Linked DNA regions of Homo sapiens: region 2 is linked to region 1. A link is an interaction called in ENCODE POLR2A ChIA-PET data of the cell type or tissue named here. Cell type or tissue: Panc1. All regions are shown on one strand. Each heading gives the region's core, and the rest is flanking DNA. Links, peaks and the distances in the headings are about the cores only. Region 1 holds the start of LOC124905000 (a long non-coding RNA gene). Region 2 has its middle 140 kb from the start of LINC03147.

Region 1 (15,707 bases), core at 3,454-8,453:
TTTAATGAATAAATAAGTATATAAATGAAAAGTCCTTATAACAGTACCTGCCATATATGAAACCCTCAAGAAATACTAGGTGGTGGTGTGGGTGTTGCCAGGTCCAAAATCTAACAATTTGGACAGTCCAGTCTCTCAATAGAGCTTTATTGTTTTCAACTCTCCTGGCTGCCAGGAATAAAGTATATGAGGAAATTAATATTCTCTCATGATATTTGCAAATACTAGAATTTAAAAAGGTGCCAGGAAATATTCCTAAAATATCCCTAGTACTTATTATATTTTTGTTCCCCTTAGCACTGCGGGCTGCCCAGGAATCCTTCAAGAAGTTCAATAAATAGGTGTCTATTGGCCTAACTTCTCAGTCCCAAAATAGAAATAACACCTGCAGTATTCATATCACAACATTATTTTGAACATACAAATTTTAATTTGTTTCAGAAAACAAAATCAAACAAAACATATGCACATAAATTTGTCTATTTATAATAAAAAATAAGATATTTAGGATGATGGGAGGAAGCAAATTTTTAAATATTATAGACATTTTGCCATTTAACATTATAAAAGGAAGAGGTGGGATGAAAAACGTTATAATAAAAACTTAAAGGGACCAAAAAATATGCAACTATTGTTTTGCAGTTGGAAAAGCAAAAATAATACACTTTAAGACACAGAGAGAAAACAAAATCAAATTATAACAATGGCTTGAATAACAATGGAGGAAAGAAGGAAGAAAGAACCCTGACTGAGGATAAGCCCAAGCTTAAAACATTTATGAAAACACTCTATACTAATAGGGAGAGAGAGAGAGAGAGTGAAAGACAGACAAAATGTGAACTGAGTATTAAAAAGCTCTCCATTGTCATTTACCAAATTGTGTTAAGTGGTGAAATACCCCAAATTCTAGAGCTTTCGGATGTTATTTTTTCTATTCTCAGCACTTTGTGATATATTTTCTTTCATGTGTTCTACTTTATTTTACTGTTTTTTGAGAATGTGTTTTTTTTTTTTATTTTTATAGATTCAGGGGGTACATGTGCAGGTTTGCTACATGGATATATTGCATAGTGGTGGGGTTTGGGCTTCTGATGTACCCATTACCTAATCAGTGAACATTGTATCCAATAGGTAATTTTTCGACCCTCACTCTCTCTCTCAACTTTTGGAGTCTCCAGTGACTACTATTTCTTTTTTTTTTTTTCTTTTTTGAGACAAAGTTTCACTCTTGTTACTTAGACTGGAGTGCAGTGACTCGATCTCGGCTCACTGCAACCTCTGCCTCCCCAGTTCAAGTGATTCTCGTCTCAGCCTCCCGAGTAGCTGGGACTACAGGTGCATGCCACCATGCCCAGCTAATTTTTGTATTTTTAGTAGAGATGGGATTTCACCATGTTGGCCAGGATGGTCTCAATCTCTTGACCTCATGATGCACCCACCTTGGCCTCCCAAAGTGCTGGGGTTACAGGTGTGAGCCACCACGCCCGGCCTACTATTTCTTTCTGTATGTTCTTGTGGGCCTGTTGTTTAGCTCCCACTTATAAGTGAGAACATGTAGTATTTGTGGGGAAAAGAAAGAGAGATCGGATTGTTACTGTGTCTGTGTAGAAAGAAGTAGACATAGGAGTCTCCATTTTGTTCTGTACTAAGAAAAATTCTTCTGCCTTGAGATGCTGTTAATCTATGACCTTACCCCAACCCCGTGCTCTCTGAAACATGTGCTGTGTCAACTCAGGGTTAAATGGATTAAGGGCTATGCAAGATGTGCTTTGTTAAACAGATGCTTGAAGTCAGCATGCTCTTTAAGAGTCATCACCACTCCCTAATCTCAAGTACCCAGGGACTCAAACACTGCGGAAGGCCGCAGGGACCTCTGCCTAGGAAAGCCAGGTATTGTCCAAGGTTTCTCCCCATATGATAGTCTGAAATATGGCCTTGTGGGAAGGGAAAGACCTGACCGTCCCCCAGCCCGACACCCATAAATGGTCTGTGCTGAGGAGGATTAGTATAAGAGGAAGGAACACCTCTTTGCAGTTGAAACAAGAGGAAGGCATCTGTCTCCTGCCCGTCCCTGGGCAATGGAATGTCTCAGTGTAAAACCCGATTGTATGTTCCATCTACTGAGATAGGGGAAAACCACCTTAGGGCTGGAGGTGGGACAGGCGGGCAGCAATACTGCTCTTTAAGGCATTGAGATGTTTATGTGTATGCATATCTAAAGCACAGCACTTAATTCTTTACCTTGTCTATGATGCAGAGACCTTCCCTCACGTGTTTATCTGCTGACCTTCTCTCCACTATTATCCTATGACCCTGCCACATCCCCCTCTCCGAGAAACACCCAAGAATGATCAATAAATACTAAGGGAACTCAAGAGGCCAGCGGGATCCTCCGTATGCTGAACGCTGGTCCCCTGGGCCCCCTTATTTCTTTCTCCATACTTTGTCTCTGTGTCTTTTTCTTTTCCAAGTCTCTCATTCCACCTAATGAGAAACACCCACAGGTGTGGAGGGGCAACGCACCCCTTCAGTATTTGATTTTCCATTGCAGTTTTTCACTTAGAATAATGGCCTCCAAATCCATCCATGCTGCTGCAAAGACATGATTTTATTCTTTCTTATGAGTGAGTGGCATTTCACGGGAGTATATATACCACGTTTTCTTTATCCAATCATTCATTGATGGACACTTAGGCTGATTTCACGACTTTGCTATTGTGAATAGTGTCACAATAAACATACAAGTGCAGGTGTCTTTTTGATAAAATGATTTATTTTCCTTTGGGTAGATACTCAACAGTGGGATTGCTGGGTCAAATGGTAGATCCTACTTTCAGTTCTTTGAGAAATACCCATCCTGTCTTCCACAGAGGTTGTACTAATTTACATTCCCACAAACAGTGTATAAGTGTTCCCTTTTCTCTTCATCCTCACAAACATCTGCTGTTTTTCAGTTTTTTAATAATGGCCATTCTGACTGATGTGAGATGGTATCTCACTATGGTTTTAGTTTGCACTTTTCTGATGATCAGTAATGTTGAGCCTTTTTTTCATATCTTTGTTGGTCACTTGTATTCTTTTGAGCAGTGTCTATTTGTATCCCTTACCCACTTTTTAATATGGTTGTTTGTCATTGTTGTTGTTGTAGAGTTGCTTGAGTTCCTTGTAGATTCTGGATATTAGTTGTTTGTCAGATGCATAGTCTGCAAATATTTTCTCCCACTCTGTAGGCTGTCTGCTTACTCCACTGATTACTTCTTTTGCTGGCAGATGCTTTTTAGTTTAATTAAGTCCCATTTGTCTATTTTTGTTCTTGTTGCATTTACTTTTGAGTTCTTAGTCATAAATGTTTTGCCTAGGCCAATATTCTGAACAGTTTTCCCCATGTTTTCTTCGAGGATTTTCATAGTTTCATGTCTTATATTTAAGTCTTTAACTCACATTGAGTTAATTTTTGTATATGGTGAGAGATAGAGGCCCAGTTTCATTCATGCCTGTATTTTGTAATTCCTTCAGTGAATTTTTCATTTCCAGAAGTTCTGCCTGTCTTTTTTTAAGATATCTATTTCTTCTTTCATATGCTACATTGTTTTCCTGATTTTGTTTCATTGGTTTTCAACTTTCTCTTGGACCTCATTGAGCTTCCTTATAATCCATATTTTTAATTATTTATCTGTAATTTCAGAATTTTCATTCTGGTTAGAATCCATTGCTAGCAAGCTAGTACGATCCTTTGGGGATGTCTCAACACTGCTTCTTCATGGTGCCAGAGTTCTTATACTGGTTTCTTCTCATCTGGAGAAGCTGTCACTTCTTGTTTTTTATTTACTTTCATTTAGATGGGATTATTTTCCCCATGACAGTGTGACTATAGTATAAGTTGAGTAGCGTCCTTTAGCTTTTATTCTTTAGCCTTGTGTACTTCTTGTTAGCATGTTTTGTATCGGGCTTTGCAGTTCAACCTCCAGACCAGTAGGTGGTGCTTATGGGAAAAAGCTGTCTGTCACAGAAGCAGATGGGTATTTGCTTGATCTCGGTTTATTGGGAGGAACAGAAACACCAAGCTCACCCATGAATACTTCAATGAGGAGCACAGGCACCAGCTCTGACGGGAGTGACTGAGGGAGCTCCTGGTGAAATGTGCCAAGGTTGCTGCAGTTGGAGAGGGGGCTCCACCAGCTCCACATCCTGGGCAGACAGGAACACAGTCTCTTTCTGTATCACACCCTTGTGCCAGGGCTGATGACTCTCAGTTCAGGCAGACACTGTCATCTAACGCCAGGCCACAATGTCACCGAAAGCCAGGGAAAACACCTGTCCCGTGATTCTTCACTGGAATGGCTTCAGCATGGAATCTCTTCCCTCAGCTCAATACAGACAACTTTGTGGCTCTCCTGTTCTCCAGTGTAGGAACACTGCTGCTTCATAGAGAGAGGGGGAATGGTTCTGCCTTACAGTACATGCAGGTGGGAGTCCTCTGTGGTGGTGTCAGGTGATTGGATTAGTTCAACCTCAGACCCCAGAGGGAATGAACAGGTGCCATCACTGGGCTAGGCAATCCCCTAATCCTCAGGTTCCTAAATGGCTCTCTGGACAATGTGCATGAGTCCTGGAGGGACTAAACCAGGACCGGACCAGCAAACATGTCTTCAAATTCCCACAGTTCAGGTATTGGCTGTGATAGGAAGGGGTGGGCTGGCCCCCAGGCTGCTGGCAGAATGCTTTGGAAAGGGCAGGCAGACCACTCAGGCAGCTGCGGAATATTCCATCAGCATGAGCAGTGGAGGCAGGCAGCTACAAGGTGCATGGCCCACTCATACCTCCCTCTGGCATAAACAGTGGTGGATCTGGTCATTGTGGCACATGCAGGTGCTGGTCTCCCTGTTCCCTCCCTACAACTGCTGCTAATAAGATGAAAGCAGGAGCCCCAGGGCAGAATGCAGGCCTCTGAGGGCTAGGCTTTCAAAAGGGTGCTAGGCAACAGCAAAATGCACAGGCAGGGGTAGCCCTGCTCAGTGAGAGCAGTGAAAGCTAACAGCTGTGGGGCCTTTGGCCCACTCACACCTTCCTCCCACAGAAACAGTGGTGGTATCCACCACTGAGGTGTGCAAAGGTGTCCTGTCTTCCCACTCCCTCCTTGGCCTGGCAGTGGTGGTGGCAGTTGCAGCAACAGCAGCAGGATCCCCAGGGCAGACTGCAGGCCTCTGGGGGCTGGGCTCTCAGAAGGGTGCCAGGCCACAGCCAAAATGCTCAGGCAGAAGCAAGGTGGCTGTACTGTGAGCCTAGGGAAGGCAGGTCCCCCTTAGCGGGAACAGTGAAAGCAAGGGTGCTCAATGTGCTTGCTCCTCTACCCTGCAGCAGCAGCAGCCGTGATACACATCTTTGGGGTGTGCAAAAGTACTTGGCCTCCCCACTCCCTCCCCACTCCCTCCTGGCACTGCAACAGCAGCTGGTACCAGGCTGCAGCGTTTCAGGAATGAAAAGCCTGTGGAATTCCATGTGGGCCGAAGCAGTGCCTCTGCGCAATCTCCGGGCAAGTTCCCTGTGTTAGACTGGAGGCCCCGGGGGGTTCAGGGAGCTCTCCCATCGCTAGGATTGTGAAAATCCACACTGGGAGTGGGGCCCCAGGGGTTGCTCACTCAGCCCTTCCCCATGTCAGGGAGCTACTCCTGGCTCCATACCAATCCCAGCTCAGCAGGCTGCATGGCTTCACCTTTCTTTGCTTTCCATAATTCCCATCACTTCTCTGATGAATTCCGTTGTGCTCTCTCTTTTAGATGATCTATTCAAAGTGTGAATATTTACTATTTTGATTCATCTCCATGGAAGAGGAACCCACTAGCTGCTTCTAGTCAGCCATCTTGAACCAGAAGCCCTTATTTTACTTTTATTTGTACTTTTTCTTTCAAAAAACTTTTTAAATATGTCATTAAAATGGTAAATTTGCAAGTTTAAGTGAAATCTAGTTTAGAATTGATGAATTGTTAGTGATGATATTCACATCATGAAAGTACTCAATAGCAACTAGCCAAAGACATTACTTTGAGGCATGAAAATATCCTGTGTCTGTTTCTGCAATATATGTTTATTTCAGGATAAAAAAAGAAATTGTTTCTATAATGGATTTTCACATGGAACAAGTAAAATGTTCTTGACTGAATATGTTGGCTGTCTTTTCTTCCAACAAACCATTAGTTTACCAGTGTTGACATTAGAAACAGCTCCTTACTAAAAAATAAAAATGTACCACCAATGGATCTCAGCTCTTAAGTGGATTTCTAGTGACTATGATACTTGCATGAAGTTCAGGGATTGGAATCTATCACTAATACTATCCTAGAATAAAAATTGAAATACAGATTTATTATTTCTAAGCCTAAATTATTAAAATGTTATTGTATACGTTTGAAAATATAATTCAGCTCAATAAGTACAGTATTCACAGTTAAGAAGTAAACTGGTCCCACCATCCTCTAATCACCCCAAACATTTCTCCCCTTCCAATTATTCTACAGACTTGGTTTCCACAGCAGGGGAAGTAAGGAGGTTAATTATCTGGAAACATGGCTATCCTTTCATTGTTCTCCTACTCAATAATGTTATAGAATTCATCTTTTTTTTTAGATTCAATTCTAAAAACCTAATCACTTTTCCAACTTTGGCCCCCACTGTTACCCAATTTGCAGTTATTTTCTAATCTGTTTTCTAAAACGTACCATGCTCAGCACTTCTTACATCTTTATACAGCTGTTATTCCTAGGACACCCCGCTTTGTCTCTGTATCCAAACTCTACCTGTACTTTAGGAGTCACCTCAAGGTCCTTTTTCTTTGGGTAGCCTTCCCCCAGCATCTCTACCTCTTATTGACTTTCCCTTTTCAGAACCCTTTTAATCCCGGGACATGGCACTTACTCATTTGCATTAATGATCTATACTGTACCTTCTTTAGTGATGTTTTCATGTGTGCTAGTCTTGGAACTCCAGGGAGACTATAAATTCATTGAAGACAAGAGTATAGTTTATTCTTTTTATACTGTGCAGTAAATGTCAAAACAAAACTAGCATAGGGATTTGCAAAGAATAAGTGCTTGATAAATATTAATTCTTACAAGATCTTTAAATATTTGAAAGATGAGAACAACCCTTAAATTCGAACTTTAAATTTGTTTATGATGGCCACCATGCCATTGAACCTGTTTTGAACCCTAGTGAACCTATTCAATATAATGGAACAAAGAATCATCAAATGCTTCCAGCTGAATATACCTGTACCCTTTCCAGTAACAATATAAATTTTTCTCCATCAAAGTTAGTTAACCTCACAAAAAGGAAGAGGATTTTTATTCTGTGTGTTGCGTAGGTGGAAGAGCAGCTACATCTTTCATTTATCATTTGAGGTCTTTATTCATTTAACAACTATTTATTGGAAGCCTACTATATATAAAAGATAAACCTACTATGGACCAAATGCTCCAACTCTATGGTCCATCAGAATATTCTATCAGCATGAGCAGTGGAGGCAGGCAGCTATAAGGTGAATGGCCCACTCGTACCTCCCTCTGGCAGAAACAGTGGTGGATTTGGTCATTGTGGCACATGTAGGTGCTGGTCTCCCTGTTCCCACCCTACAGCTGCTGCTATTAAAATGAAAGCAGGAGCCCCAGGGCAGGATGCAGGCCTCTGAGGATCCATTATAGTCCATTCCTTTATGCCTTGAAAATCTTCCAGCCTTCTCCTGTCCTCTATTAAATGCAAATATACCACAGAAAAGAAATGTTTTGAACCACTATTAGGCAACAACTGTCAGGACCATATGACCACCTTCTAAATATAAGAACAGCACGTAGCAAGCCAGGAACAGAGAGGATATCAAAGACAATGTTATAAGCGCTAAAGACAAACCTCATCTATAATCTGCCTAGGAAATGCCCAAATTCCATTCTATACGTGTGGGCAGGGGTATATTCAACTCCCTCTCATTTCCCTATTTTTCTGGAGCCAATATTCAAGTTTTCTTCAACTCTGGGATATATATATATACACACACACATACATACATATACATATATATACATATATACATATATACATATATATACATATATACATATATACATATATATACATATATACATATATACATACACACAGATATACATACATACACACAGATATACATATACATACATATACACATATATGCATACATATACATATATGCATACACATATGTGTGTATGTCTGTGTGTGTGTGCGTGTGTGTGTGTGTGTCTGTGTATTTAAAAGGTCTTTCTACCTAGGATAGATTATAGAAAGGCAATTTCCAAAATGGCCCAGATTGCCCACTAATGCACTCTTTATCCTAAACTTCCCAGTGACTTATGTTCCAGAGTATTCTTTTTATAATATTTGCCTTTAGAAAGTCTTAATCCTGATTCCCAACTGTATTCAAGTACGATCACTTTAGTAACTTGGTGATATGGTTTGGCTGTGTCCCCACCCAAAATCTCATCTTGAATTGTAATCCCTATAATCCACGTGTCAAGGGCGGGACCAGGTGGAGGTAAATGAATCGTGGGGGCGGTTTCTGTCATGTTGTTCTCGTGACAGTGAGTGAGTATCACAAGATCTGATAGTTTTATCACCATCTGGCATTTCCCCTGCTTGCATCTCTCCATGCTGAGGCCCTGTGAAGAAGGTGTTTGCTTCTCCTTTGCCTTCTGCCATGATTATAAGTTTCCTGAGGCCTCCCCAGCAATGAGGAACTGTGAGTTAATTAAACTTCTTTCCTTTATAAACTATCCAATCTCAGGTATTTCTTCATAGAAGTATGAGAATGGACTAATACACTTCAGGAAAAAAAAAAAAAAAACCCACCTTATTTATTTGTTACCCTCAGTAGCTTACTTAATCATTTGTCCTTGTGTAAACAATGTGTGTTGAGACCCTAGGCAAGTATAATTCTGTTGTCTAACCTAAAACAAAGAATTAAATTTTTTTTTCATTTCATAAAGGAAAAGCTAAACTTTTGTAAAATGGCAATACAAATATCAACACATGTTATGTTTAATTAGTTGGACTAATATGAAAGCTGTCTGTGTATCAGCTTTTTAAGATTTTCATCCTGATCTTTGAGAACTGAGCAGTGCGGTTTTGCTGCCCTCTTGAGGAAAGACAAGAATCATTACACCTACTAATTTAGAGTTTTTATGTTCTCATTATGCTTATTGGAACTAATTAAATTACTATTAATTAAACCACAAATTAAAATAAGTTTTGAAATACTAATTGTCTATTAAACATCTCAAATTATATCCTCATGAGTAAACAAAGAAAAAGAATAAACATCTCAAAGAAACTTATAATCACTACATTACTAAACTTTGAAAATAACCAATAAAAGATATTGGGTCCACTATTTGACCTTTCTGGACAACCAACATGGAATAGTCATTTACTCAAAGGAACTCAGAAAGTGTGTGGCTCACTTATAGTCCTGGATTGCCTGTATAAAATGTAATGAATAAAATAACAAAAATAGGAATCATCCAAATCTATTATAAATAAATTTATCCTTTTACTCGCAGGCGAATTTAAAATTTGTGGATGTTAACATACTAAGTTCCTATAATTTAAATCTCCCAATTCATGACAATGAAAAAGCAAACTCCATAAGGAGTAGCTCCTTGTTTATTTATTCAACAAGCATTTATTCAAAGCCTTCTATGTACTCTTTATGAATAATGCCAAAGGTCAGTTGAGAAATCAATGAGTTATTTAATTCTTTCCTATTTGCCCTCTGACACTTCAAATGTGTGGCCAAATTTACACTCAGCATGAAAGTCAGCTATCAGGAAACTGGCCCAGGTGCATACATCTTCACCCATTCTCCACCTGAGCAATCAAACCATTAATATGTATTAAGAGCTCTCTGCCTGCACAGTTCTAAAATTTTAAACCTGTGAAAACTGAGAGTCAACTTTCATGTTATGGACTGGTCACAATTTTGGATATGCACACTGTAGCATGGTACTAGAGTGACCACTAGAGGTCGCATCAGGTGGAATTTACAGAGGCTGCTCATACGCAGATTGGATTCTCCTCAGGGGTGTGTCCTTTCCTTTCTTCCACCCCACACGGCCACTAGTGCCCCCTCCCTTGAGCTTGGCTGCCCAGATTGCTCACTAATGCACTCTTTAACCTAAACTTCCAGTGACTTATGTTCCAGACTATTCTTTTTATAATATTTGCCTTTAGAATGTCTTAATCCTGATTCCCAACTGTATTAACTAATTCAGACCACAGGCTTAATGAGTGATCATTGATTGGTGTCTTTGTCTTCTTATGTAGCATTTTTTTAACAGAGCCAGATAAGGACAAGCTCTGTGGTAATATAACAGAATGATTAGCAGTGCACCTATTTGGTTTTACAAGGTGGATATGATGACAATGTACAAAAAAGAAAAACTTATTTCTGTAGACTTATTAATTTCTACCCTGAATGCAATATCAAGCATGTATTATTGATTTTTATGTTATGTTCAGCTAAAAAGTCCTTCAGTCTAGAGATTTCAGATAATAAAAAGTCCAGGTCAGAACAGTCCCGACTAATTGTATAATGACAATCTCATTTCAAGTTAAAACTTCTCTTCTCTCCCAGCTTCAGACTTGGAAGCCTGCAATGGGCAAATAGGATGAAGCTGGCTTCCTTTCTCTTCCTTGTTCACCTCCTCTCCTGCTAGGTCAGGCCCAGGGAAGAGGAGTTGGCAGGAAAGTGCACAGCTGCTCCATGGTGACACAGTTGTGATCTCACATCATTTCTCTCCGGTCTCCAAGGCTGATTCTCCAATAAAGGGTTTTTGGAGACAGCCCTCGGACACCTTTGCACTAGAGTGCACCAACTGCCTCTCCTCCCACAGGCTACTTACTGCTCCCTCCTGCTGGCCCTTGGGCTTCTGGCTGCCCATTTCTCTCCTCAAGTCCCTTCACCATCAGCTATACTCCAGCGGAGGATGCTGACCAGCTCTCTTTTCTGCATTCACACAGCTTTCACAGGAAATGCTACTTTTATTCTCCCCCTTGTGTACATGCCTTTGCTCCCTGTTTAGCACTTTGTATGGTGCTACCGGGCAGAGGCACCTCCAGCCACAGCCTCTCACCTTTAGCTTCCTCAGGCATGAGCCAAATATCAGACACTCTATCCCTCAAACTCCAAGAGACCCTCACGTTCCTCAACATCCTTCTCTTCCAAAGAAAGGGAGAGGGGAAGAACAGCATGTCAACAACACTCTCCAAAGAATTCCTGACTCTCAGCTTCTTTGACTTCAACCTGTTTCAAAACTCAAGTAAGTGATTGTTTAAAGCTATCTTTGTGTTGCCATCTTTCTAGTTCCACATGAGTAGTTTGGCACCTTTTCTAAATTATAGGGCTACTTAAGAACAAGTATTTTGTTCCTGGCCTTTGGGACTTGTATAAAACTGAAGAACTGGCCAGGCACAGTGGCTCAGGCCTGTAATCCCAGTACTTTGGGAGGCTGAGGTGGGCGAATCACGAGGTCAGGAGTTTGAGACCAGCCTGACCAACATGGTGAAACCCCGTCTCTACTAAAAATACAAAAAATTAGCTGGACATAGTGGCGGGCACCTGTAGTCCCAGCTACTCCAGAGGCTGAGGCAGGAGAATTGCTTGAACCCAGGAGGCGGAGGTTGCAGTGAGCCGAGATTGTGACCCCACACTCCAGCCTGGGCAACAATGCGAGACTTCGTCTCAAAAAAAAAAAAAAAAACTGAAGAATTAGGGAAAATGTTATATAAAATGTCCTCTGAGATCTTGTGGGAAAGTTGTTAACATCTTTTTACTTTTTTTAATTTATTTTACAAATCTGTAAAATTGAGCCCATGCTTACACCTACCTCATAGGGCAGTTGTCAGCATTTATGGTGATAATGCAGACTTTGGCAGGAAAAAAAAAAAGAGGCAGAAAAAGACAAAGTCTGCTGTAAATAATGGAAAAGCTTGTGAAAGGAAAATAAATCTTGAGGCCCCCAAATCACTAAGCTAAAGGGAAAAGTCAAGCTGGGACTACTTAGGGCAAACCTGCCTCCCATTCTATTCAAAGCCAACCCCCACCCCTGCTCACTGAGATAAATGCATATCTCATTGCCTTCTTTGGAGGGGCTAATCAGAAACTCAAAAGAATGTAACCATTTGTTTCTTATCTACCTATGAGCTGGAAGTCCCCTCCCTGCTTGAAGTTGTCCCACCTTTGCTTCCAATTGTCCCACTTTTCCAGAAGGAACCAATGTTCATCTTTCATATGTTGACTGATGTCTCCCGTCTCCCTAAAATGAATAAAAGCAAGCTGTGCTCTGACCACCTTGGGCACGTGTCTTCAGGACTCCTGAGGCTGTCACGGCTGCATGTCCTCAAACTTGGCAAAATAAACTCTCTAAATTAACTGAGACCTGTCTCAGATATTCAGAGTTCGCAACCTTTAGGAGCTACATCTCAGTGCATTCAGTAAAAGAATAAACTTAAAGCTAAGACCTCATAAGGAATGTCACCCCACATTCCTGAAATCTAATGTAAAACATTGCTGTTGTTATTGTGTTTAATTTCCACATAAATAGCAGTAATACTATCACACTACATGGGCAATTAAATAACCCTTTATTTAATTAAAGTACTTCATAGATAAGTGTGCTAACAACCTTATCAGAGCTACCACTGATGAGTTCCAAACCAGATTTATCAACCCATCTTGAGTGTCTCCTCTGATTCTTCAGCCTCATCTATTTTGTGGGCCATTGGCTGCTTTCTCTGTAGTAATTGCAGCCACAGCAAGTCATACTAGGCTGTCCAGACATCCAGAATCTCTGGGCCTCGCTCCACCTCTAAAGCAGTGGAACAATGTTGTAAATTTTCTCTGGAATGACCTTTAGCCAACAGGAGACAGGAGACATGAGTGAGCTCACAGATAAATTTCCCCCACAATTTTCCATCTGTTGGGTTGTTCTGAGGTACAGTGTTTTTTTTTTTTTAGAGCCATAAGCAGTGGCCCACTTGGTATATCACCTTGAATTTGCTTCTTAGACTTCTCTGTCTCACTTCTTCTTTTCTTCACTCTAACTGTACTGCCATGTACCTCCTAATTAAGCATTATCACTTCAACTTTCCCTAAGATTCTTTTGGTTAAGTTGAACATGAACTTAACTGTAAATAAGAAACCAGAAATAGCATCATATTTCATAACTTTCCTTTATTGTGGAATAAATCTGGACAATCTGTCAATTTATTCTTTTTCTTGGAAAAAATAGAAATTTGGAGTGTTCACTGAGATAATTTGGTAAAGCACTAAATGCTTATTACTACTCACAGTATGATTAATTTAAACATCTGCTGTCCACATGCTGCATCAACCTAGTCCAGCTCAGCATTATCTCTTGCCTGGACTTGTACCAAAAATTCCTAGCTGGCCTTCCTGACTGTAGCCTTAACCTGTGTCAACACATTGCCCTCCCTGCTGCCAGAATGATTCATCAGTCAGGATATACTAACTGCTGTAATAAACAACCCCTAAGTCCCAAAGCTTAACACAACATCTGCCTATTTCTCACACGTCTCAATTCAATGAGAGACAAAGGTGGATAAATGTCTATTCCACCTAATCTTTTAAGGACTTGCTTCCTTCTTCCTAGTGGCTCCTTCATCCCCCTAGAGTTTACATCCTATTCTAGATACTGTACCTCTCACCTGCCAAGTAGCAAAGGAAGAAAGCATGGAAGATTGTACACAAGAGGGTTAGACCCCCTGCCTATAAGGGGCACACATCACTTCTGCCCAACACACCCTTGGTGGTTAATTTTATGTGTTAACTTAGATGATGTTTCTGAATGGCATTAACATTTAAAACAGTGAACTTTGCATAAAGAAGATTGCCCTCCATAATATAGATGAGGCTCATCCGATCAGTTGAAGGCCTGAATAGAACAAAAAGACCAGCCTCCTCAAGCAAGAGGGAATTCTTCAGCAAACTACCTTCACATTTCATTGGCATCATAGACTCTCCTGAGCCTCTGCCTGCCAGTTCACACTGCAGATTTTGGACTTCCCAGCCTCTATAATCACAGGAAACAATTTCTTATAATAAATCTGTTTCTGTCTATCTATCTATCCATCCATCCTATTGGTCCTGTTTCTCTTGTGAGTCCAGACTAATACAAACCCTTGGCCAAAAGTTAGGTATATGGCCCCTAACTGCAAGGGAGCTTGGAAATGTACCTTGTAGAAGAACAGGCAAGACATGAACAGTGGCAGCAAAACTTTCTAAAATAGGCAAGTGATCATATAACTTCCCTGTATTAAATCCATCTTTTTATTGTCCTTGGAACAATATGAAAACTTATTCTCAAGCTGTCAGTTCTTCAGATCCTTATCTTTGTCTTCAGTGGGGCCTCTGACTACCTCACTAGCAGTATACAGTCAGATGTATTTACTCCGATAGATCTCACTCTCTACTGACTGCAGCTAATCCTCATACAATGTTAATAATAATAGCTACCATTTATTGAGCATGTGCTATCTGCCAAGCACCGTCTCAAAAATGTAAATGTATTTTCTTGTTTAATCCTTACAACAACTTGTGAGTTTAGTATATGATATGGTTGTTCTGTGTCCCCACCCAAATCCCATCTTGAATTGTAACTCCCATAATTCTCATATGTCATGGGAGGAACCCAGTGGGAGGTGATTAAATTATGGGGGCAGATCTTTTCTGGGCTGTTCTTGTGATAGTGAATGAGTCTCACAAGATTTGATGGTTTTAAAAATGAGAGTTTCCCTGCACAAGCTCTCTCTTTGCCTGCTGCCATCCATGTAAGACATGACTTGCTCCTCCTTGCCTTCTGCCATAATTGTGAGGCCTCCCCAGCTATGTGAAACTGTAAGTCCATTAAACTTCTTTCTTTTGTAAATTGCCCAGTCTTGGGTATGTCTTTATCAGAAGCATGAAAACTGAATAATACAGTAAATTGGTACCAGTAAAGTGGGGTGCTGCTGAAAAGATACCCGAAAATGTGGAAGCAACTTTGGAACTGGGTAACAGACAGAGGTTGGAACAGTCTGGAGGGTTCAGAAGAAAACAGAAAAATGTGGGAAAGTTTGGAACTCCCTAGAGACTTGTTGAATGGCTTTGAATAAAATGCTGATAATGATATGGACAATGAAATCCAGGCTAAGGTGATCTCAGATGGAGATGAGGAACTTGCTGGAAACTGGAGCAAAGGTGACTCTTGTTATGTTTTAGCAAAGAGGCTGGCAGCATTTTGTCCCTGCCCTAGAGATTTGCAGGACTCTGAACTTGAGAAAGATGATTTAGGGTATCTGGCAAAAGAAATTTATAAGCAGCAAAGCATTCAAGAGGTGACTTGGGTGCTGTTAAAATCATTCAGTTTTATAAGGGAAACAGCATAAAAGTTTGAAAAATTTGCAGCCTAACAATGCTATAGAAAAGAAAATCCCATTTTCTGAGGAGAAATTCAAGCTGGCTGCATAAATTTGCATAAGTAACAAGGAGCCAAATGTTAATCCCCGAGACAGTGGGAAAAATGTCTCCAGGGCATGTCAGAGACCTTTGTGGTTTGTGGCAGCCCCTCTTATCATAGGCTTGGAGATTTAGGAGGAAAAAATGGTTTCGTGGGCCAGACCTA
Region 2 (15,707 bases), core at 4,205-9,204, 99 kb before region 1:
ATGGGTCTACACAAGGAAACGAAGAACACAGAAAATAGTAAACATACAGACATATATAAAGGCTCATCTAAAAACAGATTTTTCAATCTTCTGCTAGTAAGACCTCTCTCCCTGAAATGTTGCAAAGGACCAAACAGAACTTAAGGTTCTCTGCAATCCATCTTAATGGGAGTGGACAAAAAGAGGTCTGTCTGGAGTCATGCACTGGGAGTCTGATAACTGTTTCTCTCATCTGAGATGACCTACTGTGGTACAGCAACCAGGTCTCTCTGAACTCCCTTAACAAGTGGCGAGCCTGAGGCTTTCTCTCCTTCTCTAGTCAAAGAGAATATACCTAAAGTCAAATTTTCATGTTACTGGTGGCTTTTTCCTCCCTGGAGAAAGAACTTCAGTCTCCTACAGACCTCACATACTATCTAAGTACTGGGGTTCAAGATTACCCAGACAATTTATATAGAAAGCTGTCTTCTAAATTCAGATTGCCTGCTGACCCAGTAGTCTATTGCATGCCCGCTGACAATTGTTGTTCTCACATTTACCCAATAGAAGAAAGAATCACAGGAGAATGGAGACCCTCCACGCTAATACAAATATATTCCACTTCTATTAGACCACCCAGGCCATGGCATTAACTCCATGACATGAAGAAAATGCAGGTACTGTATGCTTCTTTCCTTCCTATTGGCTCTTAATTTGTAGACTTTCCCCAGTAAATCCTATTCCATAAATCTTAGTCCATATTCTGTGGATTGTGGAAGACTTCCCAAGCCCTGCTGCCTGACAGGTGGTGGTGACCTGGAAGGGCTACACTTGCACCACACTTTGTCTTTTATATTCAAGATGACGACATCAATTACTATGTATTTCAGGTCACCTGGTGCACAGAGAAGAGAAACTCTTATGTTTTCTAACAGATTTCAAAGTGCCAAGGAGGCAAAGTTTGCATGACATAATGCAACAAATTTTGTTTCCTAACATTTCCATTATTACATATTATAGAAATCATCTTATAAGATGATTTCCTACACATGACTGAGAAGCATAGCCATTCCCAGAATAAAGCACAGTCATAATATGAACAAGAGAAACAGTGGGCAAGCTTGCCAAGTCATTGTTTGGATGGGCCACTCATAGGGTTCTCAATTCAATTTCATATACCTTAGAGTCAGTGGAAATTCCTTTCAGATTCTGAAATCACGCTGATACTCAAACTTATCTTAAGATGTTATAAGGTTTTTTCTTTTTTCTATTTTTAAAGTATTTTTGTGAGAATATAGTACAGACTATATCAGCCAAACTTAAGCTATGTTATTTTAAATGAGAGGTCTCTGAAGTCACATTGTGTGTGAGCGTCTTGATTCTCTTCCCTTATGTTGAGTTCTTTCCCAGGTATTTTAATGATCCCTCATGTAAATATGTTCTCAATGGTTCTGTCTCACTAGTTCTTCAGAAACATAGAGTTATACAGATCCAAGGCTATACCCTACTATACCCATAACATAACTTTGACAACTGAAAAAGGCCAATGGGCTGTTACTCCCACATTTCTGCTGCTGGGTGTAAACTATTAAGTTCCACTCATTCTCTAAGTGATAATGATTTGGTCCCTGCAGTCAGAGGTCACAGGACTGTCACCCAGTGGTATCTTACCATAAATAAATCCAAACATTGATATTAATTAAAGTTGCAATATTATTTTGTGGCAGGATGCTATGGGAGGAATCAGTTTCTGATACCACCTGAAGAGAATAATAAATAAATGGTTCTTTTTAAATATATGTCAGATAATGTCATACTTCTGCACAAAACCAGCCATTTCCCAATTCACTCAGAGACAGACTACAATGACCTATATGATCTCCTGCCTCTGTCCTTATCCCTACCTCACTCAGTGTACCAGCTGCTATGTTCACAGTGAAATGCAGGTCACCGCTTTTATTGTCTTTGCATTACCTATTCCTTAAATTTTGAACTTTCTTGTCCAAAATATTTTGTGTTGCATTTTCTCTGTTCCATCAGGTCTCCATTGGTATATCATCCTATCAGTTCAGCCTTCCCTAACCCCCAATATTAAGTATCATCCTCTGACCTCGTTTACTCCCGTTTTTGTTCTTTGCATAGCATTCATCAGAATTTAATATGTGATGCATACACATGCTTGTTTATACTTACTCTCTCCCTTCCATGATGTAAGCTTATGAGAACAAGAATTTGTTCCCTTTTGTTCACTGCTACGTTTTAAATACTAAAAAGGAAACTAACACAAAATAAGCACTCAATAGCTATTTTCAAGTGAATGAATGCCATGCAAATGTCATGCCGTCACCTTTAAGAGAACTGCTTTCCAGGTTCTATCAGCACCAGGTGAACAATAGAGTGAAACTACATGTCGATGGAATTCTGGGCCACAGTTTGGAGAGACAGTGCTAGCTTTTAAAAGTTCTGGTATCTTCTGTTCAGTGGGGAAAAAAAAGGAAATAAGAGAAAAATATTTTCAAGTAAGTAATTGCACACCAGATGTTAGGGTACATTGATTTGCTCCAGTAAGGGGATCACATTTGAAACAGAAGTTTCATTTCAGGTAACCACCTGTCATTTTCCTGAAGTCATCTATCTTCAGCACCAGTCATATTGGAGAGATAAATGAGAAAGGGGTAGGAATCAATTCCCCCGAATCTTTCAAATATTGTATTGTGGCACTAATCTCCAATGACTCCCTAGTGATTCAGCATTGTTTGGGTCAAAAATCTATTTTCTCCCCTTCAGAACTTTATTGTATGCATTCTGTATTTTCCTAACTTCTTAATGTTATTTTTAAAAATGTTTTTAAATGATACATAAAAATTGTATACATTTATGATATACATATTTTGAAACATGTATATATTGAATAACGGATAAATACAGCTAATTAAAATATGCATTATTTCATACACTTATCATTTTTCTGGTGTGAACACCTAAGATCTACTCTCCTAGCAATTTTCAAGTATTCAATTCATTGTTATTAACCACAGTTGCCATGTTGTACAATATATATCTTGACCTTATTTCTCCTCTCTAACTAAATGTTTTATCCTTTGCTAACATCTTCCCAAGTTCCCCCTACCTGGTTTGAGTTCTGTTTATCAGCTGACTCTCCATAAGCCCATACTATGACTGGTAATCTGCAGTAGCATTGTAAATTAGTGTCTATTCACAGGCAGTGCCAAAAAATCATATAAATGATACAACTGTGATGGCAAGTAGAAATAGAATAATTTGGAGAATCCTAGGATGAAGGTTCACAGCATATACTTGTTTTTTCTCAAAGGTAATTTGAACTCTCTTCATTCATAGATGCTGAGTCATTGGATCGATCCCTTTGGTAATTAGGAAAAAGGCTATGGATTCTCTAATAGTGTAATTTATTGGGCCTCAAGTAGAATCTTAGTGGACTCAACAGCTATTTTATCCCCCTCTACCTAATACAAAATGCAAGTAAGCCTGGCCTCTGCCTCTCCAGGATTCAACCATCCCCACTGCAACCAAGGAACCAGTTATACCTGTAGCATTTAATAGTATGCTGATCTACAGAGAACAATCTCCAAAGCCCCTTTCCAATGGCAAATGTAATGGCATTTTTCTCCCCCCCAAAAAAATCTATTTTTCATAATTTTGGCAAATAAAGTCTGTCCTGCCCCAGCTGGGTCATATTAGATAAAATTACCCCAATTTCTTAAGCCTTCTGAAATTCTTTAGCTTCTTCTTCTCTATTATTACCAAGGAATTTCTGACATCTCTTTTATTAAATATGGGCCACTGTTAAATATAGGTTCCAATCAGCTAACTAAGTAAACAATTAAAAGTATTTTCAGAGTGAAAATGAGGCAAGTTGCCCTAGTAAGGAATCTCCCACAGGTTAAAGACTTATGACATCTTTAGGCAAAGAGAGAACAACTTTTCCAGATAGGGGAAGTGGGTCTGCATTGGTTGCCATGAGAAGTTCAGTGGAGTTGGCAGTTTCAGCTTCACCAGGGGCTTCACATCTTCCTAGATATTGCCAGACCAATTCTGAGTTTCCGTTTTCATATAAGAGCCATTATGAACCAAAATTTTGACTGCATTCTAATTTAGTAACTAATTAGATCAAACTATTCATTTGGTTCTTGACTGACTCAGCCCTATGGCTTCAAACAGTTGTTGAATCTTTGGCAAAGTCATAAAACATCTATGCCTTGCTGAAAATCTAGAAACTTACCCTTGGTTATTCTCCTCTGATCTGCCCAATATTATTAGAAAAAGCCACCCTGCTACATGACTTTAAATTCCACATACCTCTACTATTTTTCTAAGGTAGCAAACACTGGATTTACCCAAATTTTGCCTTCAAAGGGTACTTTATTATAAATTGACCACAGATTAAAATTTTAAATAAGTGTTTTCTTATTGAATACAATAAATTTCAGGATTTTTTTCCAGAATCCTAAAGAGATTTCCACTGTCTTCAGTCCGATCCCATCCATTTCTATTCCTAGTAACAATTTCTGCATTCTTCATTGCAACCAACAGAAACCTAATCTAGTTTACTTAAACAGAAGAGAGATTTTCTGGAAGGACATTTAATTACTTATGTATTTCTATGTAACAGATTATCCAATGCTTAACAATGGAAAACGACGAGCAGTTATAGTATGTCACAGTTTCTGTGGTTAATGACATCAGTTTCTGTGGGTAATGGCTCAGCTGGGTGTTTCTGACAAAAGGTCTCTCACAAGACTCCTAGCAGGTCTAGCCAGCCTACTGGCTCAACTGAAGGAGGATCTGTTTCCAAGCTCACTCACATGAGTTAACAAACCTCAGGTCCATGCTGCTCGTTGTCCAGACATGGACTGGCAACCAGGTAGTTCCTTGCCATGCAGGTCTCTTTGTAAGGTCGTTTCCAAATTGTCATTTGGCTTTCCTTAGAGTAGGCAAGAGAATGCGTACACCGATGACAGAAGTCACAGTCTCTTTGTAGCCTAATCTCAAGAGTAACATCCCATCACTTTTGCCATATCCTATTAGTTAGAAGTTAGCCATTAGGTCCAGCCCACTCTCAAAGAGAGAAGATTACTCGAGGGCACAAGAATCAGTGGGGAGGGATCACTGGGGGCTATGTTAGAGCCTGCCTGCCACAGATCTCCAGTACCTTACATAATTGACAAGGGGGCTAGAGAAGCCTCTCAGAAAGCCCCAGGATCCAAGAGAGGATAAAAGCTAATAACACAGCCAGGTCATGTCCCAGAGATGATGTGGCTGCAATGCTATCACAGGACACTTCCTGTTGTTCTCACTAGCACTACTGCACGCCTGGACTTTACTCCATAGTTCCCACTAACTTGAAAATCTTTTAATTAATTATAAGATTCAGTGTCCTGGGCTTGAACATCCATTTGCTTGAGGCTCACTTACCTGAGCCCTAGCTGCTAGGGCATTGAGACAGGAATGCCTACCTCCTTTGTCTCTTTGTGGGAAGTGGAGCCTCCCTGAGATTCCCCCCAAAACAGGAAGGTTCCAGATTCTAGATGACTAGAAATAAACAATCAGATAGAGACTTAGCTAAATTTATAGATAGATAAAATATCCCTGATACATGTTAAATATATACAAAGTTTCCTAAATTGTTGCCTTTTTGCACATAAAAACAAGTAAAGATTACTATTTTGATCAAAGTTTCAAAATGTTTATGTTTTCATAACACATCTATCTTCAGTGAAACTCATTTCATTCTTCTGTTTCTAAAAAATTTAAAATATACACAAGGATTGTTTAATCTGGCTTCATAATATATTCAAACAATGTCAGACATGTGGCCAAAATGTCTGCCTGCAAGCAAGGTGTGATTCTAATGCCATAAATTAAAGTAGGAATTTGTACATCCCCCACATCAATATATATGTTTAACACATTGCCTAGAGTCTGACTGATTTATGAATTATTATCACTCATGCTATTTAAAGCTGAGATTCCTATAAATAGATCTATTGCTTTAGGAGAGATGATATTGGTTCATCCGCACCCAAGTGAAAGTGACTTCTCACCTCATTTTCTTTGATTAGAAAAAAATTAAAGAGGCCATAAGAACTCTAAGAAATTAAAGAAGGTGAGAAAGAGAAAGCATAATGGGTAACATGAGATGCTAAGCTCACTTCATAATTTTTCATGTGCAATTCTAAACCAGACCATGTTCAGGGAATAAAAAGAGACAATGAATTTATAAAATCTACTTTCATTTTTATCATTGAAAATAGGTATGCCAGCTATTATTTACCTTAACTGACAAAACATATATCTGTCTATGAACCAGGCTGGGCTAAATAAGTGACTTTGAAATCACTTATTCAACAATATTCAACAAATATTTGCTGGATGTATATTATGCAGTAGTAACTGTCCAGCCACTGGAGATAAAGTAGTTAACAAGACTAGTTCTTTTTTTTTTTTTTTTTTTTTTTTAGATGGAGTTTTGCTCTTGTTGCCCAGGCTGGAGTGCAGTGACAGGATCTTGGTTCATTGCAACCTCCGCCTCCCAGGTTCAACAGATTCTTCTGCCTCAGCCTCCCAAATAGCTGGGATTACAAGCACCTGCCACCACGCCCAGCTAATTTTTTGTATTTTTAGTAGAGATGGGGTTTCACCATGTTTGGTCAGGCTGGTCTTGAACTCCTGACCTCAGGTGATCTACCCACCTTGGCCTCCCAAAGTGCTGGGATTACAGGCGTGAGCCACCGTGCCCAACCAAAACAAGTCTAGTTCTTGATCTTATGAAACTTACCTGTAAAAATAGATAATAAGTTACACAGATAGAAGAAAGAAACAGAGAGGAAGGAAGGAAGGAAGGAAGGAAGGAAGGAAGGAAGGAAGGAAGGAAGGAAGGGGAAAAGGAAAAAGAAAAAGAAAAGGAAAAGGGGAAGGGGAAGGGGAGGGGAGGGGAGGGGAGGGGAGGAAGAGCTAAAGGAAATAATAAGGTGCTGTGATAAGGAATAACAGAGATAGCTAATTTACTTGTTCAAAAAAATTCCCAACAAAGAGATGACATTTAAATTCACACTGAAATATGAGGTTTCTTTCATTGTTGTATTTGTATTGATACTGTTTAAAGGAACTGTGTCTTAGTCAGTTTGAGCTCCTATAACAGTATGTCATGACCAGGTGGCTTAAACAATAGAAATTTATTTCTTACAGTTCTGGAGGCTAGAAGTTCAGAATCAACGTGCTGGCCCATCCAGTTTCTGGGGAGGGACCACCTCCTGGTCTACAGATGGGCATCTTCTTGTTGTATTCTCCTTTGGTAGAGAACAGAGAGAGGAAGCAAGCTCTCTTGTATTGCTTTATCAGGGCACTAAGCCCATTCATGAGGGCTCTCCTCTCATGATCTAATTACCTCCCAAAAGCCCCACCTCTTAGTACCACCACGTTATGCGTTAGAATTTCAACATATGAATTTGAGAAGGGATACAAGCATTCAGTCTATAGCAAACTGAAATCACTCTGGGGGTCACAGCAAGGTACAAAATTGAGAAGCAAGCTAAAAAGAACAGAGAAGTGCTTAATATTAAAAGGCATCGCACTTTACCTAAGTTCCTGTTTCCTAGCACTCATTTCAAGGTGAAATGCTCATTACCTACGTTAAATCTAACATACATGAATCATGCCAAAGTTTAAGTCATTCACATGTGATTCTTCTGTGTAACTACAGAGCAATATTATCATCATTAATAATTTGTATTTTGCTTTCCTTCAATGACTTCAAAATCTATAATTAGAAGAGAATTATTTAGATCCATACCTATTTAGTTTAATAATTGCTATTAAAAAACTAATGAAAGGACATGTTATTTCTGGAGAGTTTTTTTTATTTATTGTTACGATTGCTTTTTAGAGACAGGGTCTTACTCTGTCACAGAGGCTGGCGTACAGTGGCACCATCATGGCTCACTGCAGCCTCAAATTCCTGGCCTTAAGTGATCCTTCCACCTCAGCCTCCCAAGTAGCTAGAATGAGAGGCATGTGCCACCACACTCAGCTAATTTTTTTTTCATAGTAATAGGGGTCTCACTATGTTGTCCAGGCTGGTTTCAAACTCCTGGCTTTCAGCAATCGACCCACTTCTGCCTCCCAAAGCACTAGGATCACAGACATGAGCCACTGCGCCCAGCCTGGACAGATAAATTTAAAGGTATTACTTGCTTCTTTCTTAAATTATCTTTCTAAAAACAGAAGACGCAAATTTTATAAAACTTTAACTATCACATCCTTCAAAAATGAATTTTGAAATATGTCAAAAAAAAGTAAAGATTGTGTTTAACCTTTGTCTACAAACTTTCATGTGGAGTTGAAGTTAAGAATGTGCGCCCTCCACATTACAGTGCACATAGCATTCCAGAAACGACTTAGGATAATCAAATGGATTGCATGTGTATTAAACATCTTTTGATTCCTTTTAATCAGCTTTGCACAAAAGAACCAATTTTGGCATGTGAAGAAAGCAAAGGAGTGCATTTTCTGAATGTTAATGCATGTAATAGAGGGAAAGTCACATTTGTTATAACTCTCCCATAAAGTGGAGCTGTAATCTCACCATGCATCTGTTCCATATGCCATCAATTAGTTTGATGAAAACAGGCTAACAGTGCAGGAGTGATTAGCAGCAAAGATTAAATTCACTTCATTTTTAATTACAAATCTTTGTCCTTAAAGTGATCCAAGCTTGTCGAACCCCTACTGTTCTGTTTCTCCTCCACAGTTGATGTGCTTTTTATTCTTCATTTTGAAATTATTAATGCATTTTATTTGGTACTTATTTCTAATTACAGGCTTTACCCACAAATGTTACTGATATGCCTAAGCAGAACTAAGGCTGTTCAAATCTTACTAATTCAAGTTCAAATGATCTTTAGTAGCAAATGTGGCATCTGTTAGATGTAGAGAGCTCTGAGGTTGACGTATTTGTCACTCAACTTACTGGTTTTATCCATTGACCGATTCATTTATCTATTCATTCAGCAAATACTAATTTCATGTCTATTATGTCCCAGGAACTGATATAGGTGCTTAGTATATCAAAATAGACAAAAATCCTTTACCTCACCAAACCTATATTACAGTGGCTGGAAATAAACCAATTGTTAGGGGCTGAATCGTGTCACCCAAAATTTATATGTTGAAGTCCCAATCCCCAGTATGTCAGAATGTAACAGCATTTGAAGATAAGGTATTTAAAGAGGTATTTAAGTTACAATGAGGTCTGTAGGGTAGGCCCTAGTCCAATATGACTCGGGTCCTTATAAGAACAGGAAATTTGGACACAGACACACACACACTGAGACTGAGGAAAGACCGTGGAAGATGAAGGGAGAAGGCAGCCATATTCGAGTCAAAGAGTTAAAGCCTCAGAATCAAATCAACGTGCCTACACTTTGATCGCAGCCTTCTAGCTCCCCGATCTGTGAGAAACTAAATTTCTGTTGTTAAAGACATCCAGTCTGGGGGTATTTTGTTACGGCAGCCCTAGCAATCTAATATGCCAATTAACGCAACAAAAATAACTAAAAATAAAAAAATAAATTATGTCATATCTTGAAAATTAAGAATGCTATGAAATATGTATTGAAACCGAACGAAGAAGTAGAGGGACATAGATTTACTTCCATCTCTGAGAAAATTATTGTAAAATATGGATACCTGCCATTTCTATAAAAATAAGATGATAGCCAGAGGGGCTTTGGAAGAAAAAGAAATATTTTCATAAAGACTCTACCACATCAATTATTTTCCTCTATCATTCTATTTTTCTTAATAATCATAGAGCAAAATATGACAATGTATGCATATGTTTTATACCACTAACATTGTTTAATGTGTTTAATATATAAGGTTAAGCTAGCCAAGTGACCAGTAGTGACACAGACTGTCTGATATTTTAGCATTTTATTTGATAATTTTTTAGAAGAAACATAAATGTCTACTTTTAAATCTTTGGTTTTTTTAAATTTATTGCTAGGTGTTTTGAATCTAAAACTCAGTACTTCTGAACCTGATTAGCAGAATCAAGAACAACACAGCTCCTTAAAAACTGAGAATCACTTTTTTCTGTAACTATTGAAACATAAATTATTTTGTTCTTTTGGTTCTGGAAGGTATCACTTTGGTGTGCAGGCTAGGTCAAGCAGGTATAAGTCCCAAGATATAGTCACAGTTCTTGTGATTGCTCGACATTAATTAAGTAATGTAAATGCAAATAGTTCTGGCTTGTATTCTATTTAATAATATAAAATTCTCTGGGTCGATGAGTGGTGGGAGTGCAGAAGGTATATTTCTGATAAGAGAATGCAACTCCACCATCCTCTATGGATTAGCCAAATAAACTCCCATGGCATTACAGTTCTGCGTGGACTTTTCTAGGAGGATGATACTCAATACAACAGGACTTCTAAAGACTGGCGAAATGCTTCATGATATCATCAAAGAATGAGGTAAGGATTGATTCAGTGGATTTGGCCACTACTCTTTACCCTCCTTCCCACTATGTCAGGTACACCCTGCCAGTTCCAGAAAAGTGCCATCCATAGACTTCCCATCTTCAGAACTTCCTCTTTTCAGTCAGGCAGGAAAGCAAAGAAGCAAAATGCTCCCACTTGAGAACATCCTTGGATTTGCTCACGAATCAGGCAGAAATTTCATTATACCCATTTTTTATGTTTTCATATGTATATGATCCTAAATAAACCAGTTTAGAATTTTTATTTCATCTGAATTTCTAGGTCAAAGTTCAGGACTTGCGCCCTGCCCTACCTTTTCTCCATCACTGTTATGCCCACGGGTCTATCTATACCAGGATATAACATTCAAAATCAAAGAAAGAATAGGATACCAGTAGTGTATAGGCAAACAAGTGAGACCTCGTCTTTATTATCATGGTTAGAAGGATTTCCAAAATATATTCTAAACATTTAGGTTTTGAATCTCCTCGTTAGCAACTAAGTTAATTAAAAAAGAAATGGGGAGCATTTTTTTGTCCTTGCAGCAAAAAATTTTTAAAAAAGAAAAAGAAATGAGGAGTTTTAGTTGGAGATGCAGGAAATAAAAAACACTCATGTCAGAATCTCTGGCCAATAATTTCAACACAGTAAACAAATACATTGTAAAAACAGTGTAAGTCAACCAAAGTTATTCTCATAGGGGGACTGTCTCTTGCCTTCTCTTTTACCATAACTAATCACTAGTTTTGCATGCTTTGAGAATCAGATACTCTGTGCCGTTTCATCTCCTTTCCAAGAAGCGTTTATATTCCATAGCAATTCTTTCCAGGAAAGCCATATGTATACTGTTTTATTGATCCTCACATTTTCTGTATGAGAAAGAGAGGTGGAATGTAAAAATATTTACATTTTGTAGATCAAAAATATTAAGGTCATATACAGGGTAAAGGGTAAATACTGCTATAAAACCTGCCTATGACTTTCCTACCAATGTAATTGGTTAAGGGGAGAAAACAAATTAAAGCATTTGTGCCAAAGATAATCCAGGGGACAAACTCAGAACAGTATGAGGCACCGTGCCTGCCCCAGCCAGGCTCCTCTTTACCAACAAGAGTGGACCCAGATGCACAGCCAACAACTCCACACATTTGACACTCAGTTGCCCTTCATTCCTGATTGGGTTCGCGACATCCTTTTTGTTACCCAAGCTCAGCACTGGTCCCTGGCCCACGCTTTTCCCACCCCTGCCTGCTACCATCTCTGCAGGGTGGCCTCATCCTGTATGACTACCAGCTGGAACTGGCTCCCGTAAATAACATCCCTCTCAGTCTGGCTCATACCACAACCAACTGGCCACCCAGTTTTTCACAGCAGCTAAGCCCCCACACCACCTCCCCTTGAGAGCAGCTCCAGCTGGGGAATCTCTTTGTAGTGAGCCAGTCCCCACCCCCTTATCCCCAGCTAGTGTCAGCCAGTTGCTACAGCTAAGCAATCAGACCCACCTGTATCCTGACATAGGCCAAACCCAAGGACACTAGTGAAGTAGGTGGGTTATCTCTCCTTTAAGTGTTCTTAGACAGACACTCCAGTGCTGGCCATGACCCATTCTTGCTCTCATATAACTATGAGATCATTCCTATGAAATCTTTCATTAGGCATTTAGGCAACAGCCGTTACCAGCTTAACATGTGCCTGCCTTTCTCCTTCCCAAAACTTGCCCTTTCATGCTTATCTCTTAAGAGGAGTGGAGAAAGCATTAAAGTTGGAATCAAGAGATTGGGTTCCAAAGGAACTTGAGCAAGTAACCTCTAAGTGTCTCTGTTTATTGTGAAGACTAAACAAGATAATGCTCATTGGAGTTTAGAACAATACACAACATCTAGGAGTTTCTCTGTATGAGTTAACTGCATGTTGAATTGAGTTTAGAAAAGCATTCCCATGACAAAAGAATAAAGGAATAAGAGTGAAATAATGGGCATGAAGGATTTCTTGGAAAAGTCAACCAATCTAACTACTCAAAAGTAACTAGACACTTGTGGCTGGGGGAATGGAAAATTAGACTCCCTAATGCCTATTTTTCTCCTTAAAACCTTCCTATTGATTAATTTCGAGATACCCAAATCTCAAAGAGGAAATGTAGCAGACCAAAAAAATAGCCCCTCAAAGATATTTACATCAAATGCCTGGAGCCTGTGAATGTTATCTTATTTGAAAACTTGTCCCATTTGCAGATGTAATTAAATCAAGAATCTCAAGATGAAATCATTCTGGATTATCCAAGTGTGTCCTATATCCAAAGAAAAATATTCTTATATGAGAAAGACAAGAAAATATGAGACAGAAGAGGAGGCAATGTGGCCATGGAGGCAGATACTGGAGTGATGCAACCACAGGCCAAGGAAAGCCTGTAGCTAGCAGAAGCCGAAAGATTCAAGGGAGGAAATCTTTCCCGGACCCTTTGAAGAAAGCACAACCCAGCTGACACCATGATTTTAGATTCTAGCCTGTAAAAATGTGAGTGAATAAGTGTCTGCTGTTTAACACCCTCAAGTTTGTGATGATTTGTTACAGCAGTCCCAGGAAAATAATACAGTGATCCTGAGAGAAGCAAGCTCTCTGGTATCACTTCTTATAATAGCACTAATTTCCTGGGGCATTGGTGGCGGGGGCTTCACCCTCATGACCTCCCCTAAACCTAATTGCCTCCCAAAGGCCTCACCTCTAAGTAACATCATGTTAGGAGTTACCTTTTCAACATATGAATTTAAGGTGGAGAGGACACAAATATTCAGATAATAACACTCTTGCAGTGATGTTTTAGGAACACAAATTCCTTTGTGGGGAATGACTTGGGTTCTCTTTTCCTCCAATATCATACATTCTCCTACCCTTTTTCCACTCATGAAGGGCTGTTTTTATGTTCTCCACTATGAGGTGGTAGGAAAAACACAGACTTACTATACAACATCTAAACATTTTTAATTATCACTGTGGTTATTAATACTGTCACTCTGAAATCTACATATTTACTCACTCAGCTAAGCTATATAAAATATATATTAAGATACTTTTAGTTGATATCGCTGATGATCAAAGTGAAGAAATATGTAGATGATTTATTAACATACAATCCAGAATCTGAAGTCCTTTGAGCTAAGGTGAACTAGTCTACTTCACTCCAGTGGGGAAAGAAGAACAAGCCCCATGTTACCTTTTCTCAGTCTGGAAGGAAACTGTTTGCTGGACAAGGTAGACTAGAGTTGGAATCAGAAAATACATAATCAGGAGTATGGGGGCAGTAAAGCTCAAATTACGATGCATATGTCTGGGTTACTGAAACCAGGATGAGAGCTCTCTTGATTGTCACTTAGCCTCAAGAATTACACACGCTTATTTTCCCTTTACTACCCTGGCTGCTGCTTCTTGGTCTCATTTACTGGAACTTCCTCCTGTGGCTGACTTCTACATTTCAGAGTATCTCTGGGTTCAGAACTCTTCCCTAAGTAGTCAGACCTAACCAATGTCATCCAAGGCCATGGTATTAACAGGCTCTTTTATGCTGACAACTTCCAAATATATATCTCTAGCCAATCACTTAATATTCAACTAGGGGTCTATAGTGGAGAAGTCAGTATTTCAAAACGGACAGATCCAAACAGTTCTCTATAATTCTCCATCCTAATGCAAAAAGAAAGAGAAAGCAAGCTCTCTGGTGTCTCATCATATAAATATAGAGAGAAGGGGGTCTTGCTATCTTGCCAGGCTGGTCTTGAACTCTTGGACTCAAGTGATCCTCCCATCTCAGCCTCCCAAAATGCTGGGATTACAGGTATGTGCCACCATGCCCAGCCATCTTATCTTATAAAGACATGATTCTTTCAGATCAGGGCCTTACCCTTATGACCTTATTTAAACATTAATTATTTCCTTAGAGGCCCCATCTCCAAATATAGCTAGGGGTTAGGACCTCAACATCTATATTTTGTAGAGACCCAAACATTCAGTCTATAACAAATGCAGTAAAATGAGGCAACTGAAACTGAAGAGGAAACCAGTGTTTTCTATGCGAAGAAGAACTGAAGGGTTTAAAGAATAAAAGGTGTAAATTTATTTTGAGAGATTAAATTGTTTTCATCTCTCAAAATTAGGCCAAAAGAAAAAGGAGGAATTCAGCCTTACCACATATTACTTGGTGTAAATGATGGATAGCAATTAAATATAGTGGTTCAAATAGACTATGCTTAATATATGAAGGTACCACTGCAATTTGAAATGACTTCAAAACAAATAATTTGACATGTGCTTGCAGCTTTCAGTCATTTTACAGGTATCTTTTTACCTCCTCAATTTCCTTGACTTAGACTACAATTTTTCATATTAATTTAATTAAACTGATGCAGATTGATGCCCTAGATGGCCAGCAACCCACAGTTTTCTCTTAAATTCTCTGTGAAACTTCAAATGAGTAATTGTCTGAGCCAACTAAACAATTTCAAAACTGGTTCTTCGGGGAAAATAGAAAATTTGGGCAAAACCAAAAAGTACCTTTGAAGTCCATTTGCTTCATATCATGTAATTCTTTGTAATTATTCACTATCATCCTTCCCTTAAAAGGATCATTCAATGCCATCTATTTCCATATGACCTGCCAGTCCTTCCAGTAGAGAAAGAGAAGAGTCCCTGGACTCACGGAGTTTGGGCTTAGCCATGTGACATGTTTTGGTCAATAGAATGTGGGTAAATGTGACACACACCGTATCCAAGCAGAAGCTTTTAGAGTCTTATGAGCTTCTCCCTGCTCTATTGCTTTTCTTCTGATCAAGAATGGGTAGGTCCACATACGGGCTGATTCCTCAGTGTGATATGGCAGGAGACATATGGAGGACAGGCTACAGCTGCCCCATACATGTAATGTGCGTAAGAGATGAACTCTTGTTTGTAAGTCAGAGATTGTTTGTTACTAGAGAAAAATTAGTTAATACATCACTAAAATTATTTTTTAAAAAACAAAGATATTTTAAAGATGTAAAAGGAAATTTTAAAGTTTTTTTTAAATTTGTGGATATATAGTAGTTATATATAATTATGAGGTACATGAGATATTTTGATACAGGCATACAATGTATAATAATCACATCAGGGTAAATGGAGGTACTCATCATCTTAAGCATTTATCCTTTCTTTGTATTACAAACAACTGAATTA

What was found. ChIA-PET counts read pairs that join two places held together with the same protein. Peaks named below come from ENCODE experiments on the same cell type or tissue, not always from the same donor. Only the 100,000 strongest peaks of a DNase experiment are listed, where the experiment ranks them.
Region 2: POLR2A ChIA-PET joins it to region 1 with 23 read pairs; 4 of 35 experiments call an interaction of 5 or more read pairs at or near these places.

The regions. Positions count from the first base shown.
Region 1 is chr21:17,919,542-17,935,248 of GRCh38, reverse strand. LOC124905000 (a long non-coding RNA gene) reads left to right here and starts at 4,041. Exons shown (of 2, transcript XR_007067824.1): 1 at 4,041-4,466; 2 at 5,778-6,160. It also overlaps a transcript of CHODL not described here. In Panc1, for the core only: a CTCF peak has its summit at 3,984 (motif pointing right); no DNase peak of the experiment used is centred there.
Region 2 is chr21:18,019,469-18,035,175 of GRCh38, reverse strand. It overlaps a transcript of CHODL not described here. Among named protein-coding and RNA genes, the nearest start is that of LINC03147, 140 kb to the right of the region's middle. In Panc1, for the core only: no CTCF peak of the experiment used is centred there; no DNase peak of the experiment used is centred there.